Regions from separate parts of the Homo sapiens genome. Here region 2 is linked to region 1. Evidence: chromatin contacts called from ENCODE Hi-C or POLR2A ChIA-PET data. All regions are on one chromosome and are shown on one strand. The core of a region is the stretch at or near the end of the contact, and the rest is flanking DNA. Distances in the headings are between cores, read along the strand shown.

Region 1 (4,879 bases), core at 1-2,500:
CCTCCAAAACATGCTTTTCTATACTTAGCCAAGCACTGGGAAATCTAAGCGATAAGCATGAGTCAGAACGTGGGTGCCCTATCCAGAATCCGCAGTGTGTACATTTGAACAAGTTGTTATGCCAGCTTAAATTTCCTCTCATGCTAAAGGCAGAGCCTAACACTGCCCATCTCCTGGATGCAGTATTATTAAGCCAGCCTCCGAACACAGTTCCGTATCCACAAACAGACTTTAAAACCAGCATATAAAACGGAAATGGCGGGTAGGGGGTGGCCGTTCAGGGTAGGTGCTTAACTTGCTAATCATGGGCGCAGAAATATTTAAAACGGAGATAGTACAGAGGTGCAAAGTCAGAAACAGTATCAAGACCCTCATGCCCCCCTGTGACCTGCTCTCTGGGACTTTCACAAAAAGGGGGCTGAGAAGAGCCCCCCCGCCACCCCCTCCCGGAGACCCTGAGAGCACGGCGACAGACACCATCTGCACAACCTATCGCGCAAAGGGCGGACCCACGGGAACTCCTCTCCGTGGACTCCTCTCCTGCCCCCGGTCGCAAAGGGCGACCGGGGACTCTTCTCCTGCCCTCGTTTCTGGGCGCCCCAAACCTCTGGCCACAGCTGGGGTTCCCAGGGGCCCCCCTCCCGCCTCGACGCCTTGGGCTGGCGGGCTGCTGGGAGGACTCCTGCCGTGCGACCCCGGCGCCCCTCGCGCGTTTTGTCTGGGCCAGGCCGCGCAGACGTGCTCCCTACTTCTTACCGCGCTGGACCGCCAGGGCCGCGCCCGGAGTACTGGCCTGAGTGGAGGCCCAAGCCGGGGACCTGGCCGGCGCACGGGCGGCCTCCCGGGAGCTCCCCATGCTCCTCTCACCCACTGGCCGCGGCGGCTGCGCTGCCATGGCGACCGCGCGCGCACTTACAGTCCGCCTGCAGCTGTGAGGCGGCTACACGAGCCTCGGCGCCAGCCTGCTTCGAGTCCCGCTGGCTGTGCCTGCCCGGGCCCTGAGGCCTCACTGCTAAGGCAGTGACCGCCTACTCTGTGGAGGTCCTTTGTCACCCTGCCCTGGTTAAAGGCAGCCTGAGGGAGGGCGTCCTGGCTCCTTTGCAGGGAGGAGTTCCCGAGGTTTGAGGGGCTCCGCTGCTGAGCTAGGGCTGGGGCTACAAAGAAGATTATGACAAAGCCCGCTCCTACAAAGTGTGCACCGGCCTGCCGGGCCAGCGAAGAAGCAGAGTAGCATCAGCACATGATAAAGGCGTTGGGCTTTGGGAGCATAAAGGGTTTTGTGCTCCCAAAGGGCGGGGCCACCAGGGAGGGCTTCCTGAAGGAGGTGACATCTGGATGGTCCGAAGGAGGCTGCCAGAGGACAGAATGCTTGGTGCGTTCTGGGCATGCGCAGGTACTTGAATGTACTCAGATCAGTACAGACAGCGGGGAGGCGGGCAGGGCCAGATCCACATGTGTTACTAAAAGGCCAGGGGTTCCGTCTAGATCCAGCTGCTCCTGGCACAGAATGCCAATCACTGAAACAATGAGAATTGCCAGGGAGGAAGGCTTTAATCTGGTGCTGCAGCCGAGGAGATCAGTCTCAAATCTGTCTCCCCAACCAACTAGAATCAAGGGTTTACATAGCAAGAAAGAAATGTGACTACTTGCAGGAAATCAGGAATTAGGGAGGGGTAAGGAAGAGGAGTTGGTCAACAGGAATCAGGTGGTCGTTTAGGGAATCATGGTGGGTGAGGGATCTGGTGTCTCATTGTCCAGATGTGACGATCTGGTAAGTTTCATTTCCTTGATACTGAAATGGTAATAGTTTCCTTATCCCCCTTGCAGGGCATGCGATGGTGAGGCAGGAAAATAGGGTCTGGAGGTAGGGAACATAAGGCCGATTCGCACTTCGGCTATAACAGGAAATATCCTCTCCATAGGGTGTACACCATAAACGACTTTGTAACCTTACTTCATCCTCTTCATTTACACAGGGCGTACTCTAAGTAACCAATGGAATCCTCTAAGGGATATTTAAACTCCCAAAAAATTTGTAACGGGGTCTTTGAGCCCCTGTGCTCGGCCCACTCCCACACTGTGGAGTATACTTTCATTTTCAGTAAATCCCTTCATTCCTTCCTTGCTTTGTGCGTTTTGTCCAATTCTTTGTTCAAGACGCCAAGAACCTGGACACCTTCTACCGGTAACAATGGGGGTGTGGCTTGCTTCTTTGGTGCTCCGCTGCTCAAACCTCTAGGGGGAGCATGCAGACGGGCAGGTTGTGGGGCACGTGGGCTCCGAACTCACCGCAGCGTCTAGGGGTGAATGCTTACAGCTGCTGAAGCAAAGCCCCAGTAGGCGTGTGTTACAGGGTGCTCTTTCAGTTTTGCTGTGTATAGGCGGCTTGCGTCAATCAGCTCAGTTAGACCCTCTGTCTTACCGCAAGGACAGAGGGCTTTCTGTTTCCTGGGGTTCTGGCCTTGGTGTACCGGAAAAATCGGATCACACAGTGGGCTTGGAGAATGAGTGCAAGGTTTTATTGATTGGTGGAAGTGGCTCTCAACAGATGGATGGGGAGCCAGAAAGGGAATGGAGTGGAAAGGTGGTTTTCCCCTGGAGTCCGGCCGCTCAGCAGCCAGACTCTCCACTGACTGCCCTGGCCAAATTCCCCTCGGTCTACACATCGTGCTGCTTGTCGGTGACCTGGCAGCGTCCGCTGGTGCCTGTCGGTGTGCTCTTCTGCTCCTCTGTTCCTCTCAATGTCCAGCCACCTGTGTGCTCCTCCGCCGGTGTGTTCCTCTCAACATCCAGCCGCTTGTGTCTGTGCCTACTAGGGTCTTGGGGTGTTTGTTTGTTTGTTTGTTTTTTGAGACAGAGTCTCGCTCTGTGGTCCAGGCTGAAGTGCAGTGGCCTGATCTTGGCTCACTGCAACCTCTGCCTCCGAGCTTCAAGCAATTCTCCCACCTCAGCCTCCAGAATAGCCGGGATTACAGGCGCCCCCCACTACGCCCAGCTAATTTTGTATTTTTAGTAGAGACAGGGTTTCACCATGTTGGCCAGGCTGGTCTCAAACTCCTGACCTCAAGTGATCTACCTGCCTCTGCCGCCCAAAGTGCTGGGATTACAGGCGTGAGGCACTATGCCTGGCCCTTTAATCCATTTTGATTTGATTTTTGTATGTGGCAAGAGATAGGGGTGTAGTTTCATTCTTCTGCATATGGATATCCAGTTTTCCCAGAACCGTTATTGAAGAAACTATCTTTTCCCCAATATATGTTACTGATACCTTTGTCAAAAACGAGTTCACTGTAGATGATGGATTTATATCTGGGTTCTCTATTCTGTTCCATTGGTCTATGTATCTATTTTTATGCCAGTACCATGCTAGTTTGGCTACTTTAGCTCTGCAATATAATTTTAATTTAGGTAATGTGATTCCTCCAGTTTTGTTCTTTTTGCTCAGGTTAGCTTTGGCTATGCTGGATCTTTTGTGGTTTCATACAAATTTTAGGATTATTTTTTCTATTTCTGTGAAGAAGGTCTTTGGTATTTTGATAGGAATTGTATATAATCTGTAAATTGCTTTGGATAAAATGGACATTTTAACAATAATTATTATTCTAATCCAAGAACATAAAATATCTTTCCTTTTTTTGTGTGTGTGTCCTCTTTAATTTCTTACTTCAATGTTTTATAGTTTTCATTGTAGAGATCTTTTACTTCTTTGGTTGAGTTTGTTCTTAGGTATTTTATTTTATTTGTAGCTACTGTAAATGGGATTATTTTCTTACTTTTTCTGATTGTTTGCTGTTGGTATATAAAAATGCTACTGAGTTTTATATGTTGATTTTGTATCCTACAACTTTATTGAATTTGTTTATCCATTCTAATAATTTTTTTTGGTGGAGTCTTAAGGATTTTCCAAATATAAGATTATATCATCTGCAAACAAGGATAATTTGGGTTCTTCTTTTCCAGTTTGGATGCTCTTTATATCTTTCTCTTCTCTAATTGCTCTAGCTAAGACTTCCAGTGCTACACTGAATAATAGTGGTTAAAGTGGGCATCCTTATATTGTTCCAGATCTTAGAGAAAAGGTTTTCAGTATTTCCTATTCAGTATGATACTACCTACGGGCCTGTCAAATATGGTTTTTATCGTGTTGAGGTATCTTCCATCTACTCCCAGTTTATTGAGGGCTTTTATCATGAAGTGATGTTGAATTTTATCACATGCTTTTTCAGCATCAATTAAAATGATCATATGGTTTTTGTCCTTCATTCTGTTGATAGGTTGTATCACATTGATTGATTTGTGTATGTTGAGCCATCCTTGCATTCCTAAGATGAATGCCACTTGGTCATGATGAATGATTTTTTTAATGTGTTGTTGAATTCAGTTTGCTAGCATTTTCGTTGAGGATCTTCGCTGAGAAGATCCATCAGGGACATTGCCCTACAGTTTTCTGTTTTTTGGTTTGCTTGTTTGTTTGTTTTGGTGTGTCTTTGGTTTTGGTGTCAGGGTAATACTGGCCTCATAGAACGAATTTGGAAGTAGTTTTTCCTCCTCTATTTTTCAGAACAGCTTGAGTAGGATTGGTATTAGTTCTTCTTTAAATGTTTGATAAAAATCAGCATTGAAGCCATTGGGTCCCAGGTTTTTCTTTGCTAGGAGACTTTTTATTATGACTTTGATCTTTTTACTTGCTATTGGTCTATTGAGGTTTCAGATTTCTTCATGGTTCAATCTTGGTAAATGGTATATATCTAGGAATTTATCCATTTCTTCTAGGTTTCCCAATGTATTAACATATAGTTGATCCTTGGAATTTCTACTGTATCAGTTGTAATATCTCCTTTTTCATCTCTGATTTTATTTATTGGATCTTCTCTCTTTT
Region 2 (4,879 bases), core at 625-3,124, 340 kb after region 1:
CCCCAATTTCCTAGACTCAGATGATCCTTCCACCTCAGCCTCCTGAGTAGCTGGGACTACAGGCATGCATCACCACACCCGGCTAATCTTTGTTATTTTTTGTAGAGACAGGGTTTCATCATGTTGCCCAAGCTTGCCTCAAACTCCTGGGCTCAAGCGATACCCCCACCTCAGCCTCCCAAAGTGCTGGGATTACCAGCATGAGCCATCGCACCAGACCACACTTTTCTTCTTGAATTCCTAGATTATCATATCTACTTCCACGGTTTCAAACAATTCAATCCTGATGACTCTTGATTCTTAACTATAAACCCTTTTTTGAAGTTCCAGATCCAAATACCTACAGAACACATCTTTCTGGGTATCCTTTACCAGCTCAAATTCAGCATGTTCAAACAGCAAACTAATTATTCCTTTTAAAACAGCTTCTCCTCAAATGGCACTGGCATTTTCTAAAATTCTCCAAGACACAGTATCTGGAAGTCATCCTGATGCTTCCCTCTCCTTTACCACACACACAAAATCAGTCACGTATCTTGTTTCTAATACATCTTTTTGTCTCCTAATTTCCATTTTGATTTTTCATCACTTAGTTTGAGACTTTGGGCCCATGTCATTTCTGGCTTGATTACTTTAATATCTGCAAACTGATACCTCTTACTGGAATCTTGTCACCTTCTACTTGCCAGATAATCTTTCCCTGATTATTAATATTAATTACCCATTTAAGAATCTTCTGAGGCCGGGCGCGGTGGCTCACGCCTGTAATCCCAGCACTTTGGGAGGCCGAGGCGGGCGGATCACGAGGTCAGGAGATTGAGACCATCCTGGATAACACGGTGAAACCCCATCTCTACTAAAAATACAAAAAAATAGCCAGGCGTGGTGGCGGGTGCCTGTAGTCCCAGCTACTCGGGAGGCTGAGGCAGGAGAATGGCGTGAACCCGGGAAGCGGAGTTTGCAGTGAGCCAAGATCGCGCCACTGCACTCCAGCCTGGGTGACAGAGAGAGACTCCGTCTCAAAAAAAAAAAAAAAAGAATCTTCTGGATAAAGTTAAACCTCTTCCCTGACAACCTCTCTAGCATCATCTCCTCCCCCTCCACACACAACCTTCCCATTACCATAGCAAGGTATGTGTAGTATCATGATCTCAGTCCTCTATGGCACTGGCGATGATATTCCTGACTAGATTGAGCATCCTTGCCACCGCCATGTCCCAGCCCATCTGCAGCTACATAGTGAACAACTTCTCAAAAATCACCTGCTCTAATAAGCTTTTTCAGGCATTCCCATATCCCAAAGCAGAACTGACTATTCCCCCTCTTTGTTGCCTAATTGTTACCGTCCATATACTTTTAGCATATATTTCTATCTCATCCTTCTAAATAATAATTTCTTTAAGGGTGGGGGCCATGTGTTATTCATCTTCATATATCCAGTATCTACGAAAGGTCTTCATTCAATAAGCTTATTAAGTTAATTAATGTCATGTTATTTTAAGGCATATTTCATATTTTAAGGCATATTCATGCAATATTTAAGCTTTGCTCCAGAGATTAAATTACCAACAGGGAAGAACTGGACCCAAGTTTTTCTGACTCATGTATTTTGGCATTCGGGGTACTTTTTTAATATCCTGATAGCTCTCTAGTTCAGGTTACTCTGCAGTAATAATGCCTTAGAACTTTTTTTTCAGTTGGTGATTCTTTCAAAAAACAGTAAGAAAGAAATGTACTCTTAGTAAGGATATTTACACATTCTCTAAAGAAAAATGTAATAAAAGTCTTCTTTAAAAAATGATTGGCTGATAGCTAACAAGCTGGAGAATGCTTTTTAAGGAAGTATAGTACAAAGTACAAACAGAATGCTTTTATTTTTCTTAAAAAAGAAAAGAGGAAGTGAAGACAACTAGCAACGCCCTAACCACCTGTATTCTACTCTAAGTTGTGAGATCAAAGAACAAGTGTTGTGTTTACTTTTAAGTTCCATATAACAAGTAATATTTCAAAAGCAGCTATCTACTAATAACACCCAACTCATGAAGGCCAACAGATCAGTAGCCACCTCTGCAAGAAGTCCATCTCCCTAGCTAGCCTAACTAAAAAACTGTCCTTCCTTTCCACAACTGATAAGGCTCTCCTTTTTCCTGTGTTGCTCTGCTGACCTAAACCAGATGTCTTTACCAGTTTCCATTAATTTCTCTGTCAGTTCCATCCCAACACTCCTAATTCCCTTTCACTGAAGACCCTGACCAATCCTGTCACTTCATATCTCAAGTCACACTCCACAAAGAAACTCACTTACTGAGCCCGATTACTGCAAGCTGTCTCCCCACTGACGCTAATTCTAGGAGTCACCAGAAAGAAACAAGTCTGCCAGAAAAAGCCACTTAACTCCCAACTACCTGTTAATGTCCTCAAAAGGAGTTTCCAACCGATTACTACCCATAGCCAAAGTCCATTTGAGAGTTGCCTCTACCGTTTCACTGATCAGAATCAATCAGGTATACCCTAAATAGAGAAACATTTCACATTAAAAGAATGATGTATCTGTATTCAGTGGCATTAAAAGATTTTTGTGTCCACTGCTGAGTAAAAAGGCAGCAAAACAACATGTAGAGTATCATTCATATAGGTACATACAAATGTCTGTGTGTGTATATGTATCACAAATGTGAAAAACATGTTAAGAAAGATGGCCAGGCATAGTGGCTCATGCCAGTAATCCCAGCACTTTGGGAAGCTGAGACAGGTGGATAGCTTGAGCTCAGGAGTTCGAGACCAGCCTGGTCAACATGGTGAAACCCTGTATCTACCAAAAATACAAAAAATTAGCCAGGCATTGTGGTGCACACCTGTGGTCCCAGCTACTCAGGCGGCTGAGCTGGGAGATCACTTGAGCCTGGGAGGCGGAGGTTGCAGTGAGCCGAGATTGCAGCACTGCACTCCAACCTGGGTGACAGAGCGAGACCCTGTCTCCAAAAAAAAAAGTTAAGAAAAATGACTGCATTGGATATACACACAATAATACATACTCATAACATGATATATGACTAGACTCAATATAGAAACACACACACACCCATGCACCACTACCTGTGAGAACAGTCACCAAAATGTTAAAGGTGTATATATATAATGCCTTCTAGGAGTAAAATCCGGGATTACTTTTTTTAAAGTTTTTAACTTTTCTATGTAGATATTAATTTTAGAATCAGAGAGGAAATGCTATTTTTCTCTTTAATGCTTACCTTAGTATATTAATTTGCTTTTATCATGTTAAAGCAGCTTATAAATAGTATTGCCTCATTATTTAGTGGGAACTGCTATGTGGTATTTCAAGTATCAGTAGAGTAAAATGCTATATAGAAATTTTATTTTTATTTTATTAAGAAAAGAGATGGGGTCTACGTAGTTCAGGCTGGTCTCAAACTTCTGGGCTTAAGTGATTCTCCCATCTTGGCCTCCCAAAGTGCTGGGATTACAGGCATGAGCCACCATATCCGGCCCTATGCAGAATTTTTTTTTTTCTTGAGACAGAGTCTCACTCTGCTGCCCGGACTGGAATGCAGTGGCACAATCTCCGCTCACTGCAACCTCCGCCTCCTGGGTTCAAGTGCTTCTCCTGCCTCAGCCTCCTGAGTATCTGCGACCACAAGCGCCCACTACCATGCATGGCTAATTTTTGTATTCTTAGTAGAGACGAGTTTCGCCATGTTGGCCAGGTCTCGAACTCCTGACCTGAAGTGATCTACCCACCTCGGCCTCCCAAAATGTTGGGATTATAGGTGTGAGCCATCGCACCCGGACTTTTAAGTAGTAATAGCTATCCATGAAGAATTTTCTTTTTAAGAGACTACATGGTTTTTTTTTTGAGATGGAGTCTCACTCTGTCACCCAGGCTGGAGTGCAGTGGCGCCATCTTGGCTCACTGCAAACTCCGCCTCCTGGGTTCAAGTGATTCTCCTGCCTCAGCCTCCTGAGTAGCTGGGATTACAGGGCTTGCTACCATGCCTGGCTAATTTTTGCATTTTTAATAGTAACGGGGTTTCACCATGTTGGTCAGGCTGGTCTTGAACTCCTGACCTCGTGATCCACGCACCTCGGCCTCCCAAAATGCTGGGATTACAGGTGTGAGCCACCGTACCCTGCTGAGACTACGTGTTTTTTAATAAATCAAAGAAATAAAATACCTATCCTATTTATTTTAGAAAAACATTACTTCTACTTTCTGCAATACAAGCTGGTGAAAATAAAACAAACATAAAAAACCTCACAGTCTCCCAATGTTTTCAGATTTTGGCATCCTAGAAAGAAAACTTGCAATGTCAGAACAATTATCATATTGGAAATAATTTAAAATGTCCAGCAACAGCGATGGTTATATAAAATAAAATCCATTCACACAGTGCAACCCCACACAGCAGCTTAAGTGAGATTGATCTCTGTCTGCAAACATAAAAAGATCTCAAGACACACTGTTAAGGGAAAAAAACAAAATGCAGAATACCTGTGTTTACAATGTGTAAAAAAGAGTGCTAAATGCATATATGCACACTTCTCTATGACATATATGTCCATAATACATAGGATAAGATGTGGAGGGGTATGGAACCAACTAAGAAGACAGACGGACTGAAAGGGAAAAGAGGCTTTAGGGAACTTAATACCTTTTTTACTTTTTCTGTACTGTTGGAATATTTTACAAAAATGCAGTAAAGCTGCTTGTGACCATACAAATATTCAGGCTACAGTTTTATCTCACACTAGTATTAGGTTTTGGAAAAGGCTTCTACACCCAATCACTTAAAATTATATTTTAAAGAATCCTTAAAAACAATGAGTTCTGAAGCCTAAAAAAATTCCCTGAATGAGATAA

Evidence for each region. Hi-C counts contacts between places; a loop is a spot of excess contacts on that map. ChIA-PET counts read pairs that join two places held with the same protein, here RNA polymerase II (POLR2A). Pooled maps may share reads with other maps.
Region 2: a pooled map shows a loop between it and region 1 (4-fold over the local background). The contact joins the enhancer-like site here to the promoter of LRRC34 in region 1. A Hi-C loop is called at or near these places in 3 of 50 pooled maps. POLR2A ChIA-PET finds 5 or more read pairs at or near these places in 4 of 52 experiments (GM12878, T-cell, WTC11 and 1 more).

The regions. Positions count from the first base shown.
Region 1 is chr3:169,811,654-169,816,532 of GRCh38, forward strand. It overlaps LRRC34 (leucine rich repeat containing 34), which reads right to left and starts at 1,251. Exons shown (of 11, transcript NM_001172779.2): 1 at 757-1,251. The coding sequence starts at 895. It overlaps LRRIQ4 (leucine rich repeats and IQ motif containing 4), which reads left to right and starts at 1,217. Exons shown (of 6, transcript NM_001080460.3): 1 at 1,217-1,393. RefSeq lists a silencer at 626-925 and enhancers at 2,416-2,515, 2,806-2,855.
Region 2 is chr3:170,152,742-170,157,620 of GRCh38, forward strand. All of the region lies in intron 4 of PHC3 (polyhomeotic homolog 3), which reads right to left. Among named protein-coding and RNA genes, the nearest start is that of PHC3, 27 kb to the right of the region's middle. Within about 2 kb of position 1,875, at least 4 of the 41 ENCODE cell types and tissues checked have a DNase peak (open chromatin) inside an H3K27ac peak, as active enhancers do; they include GM12878, where a contact is called at or near this core.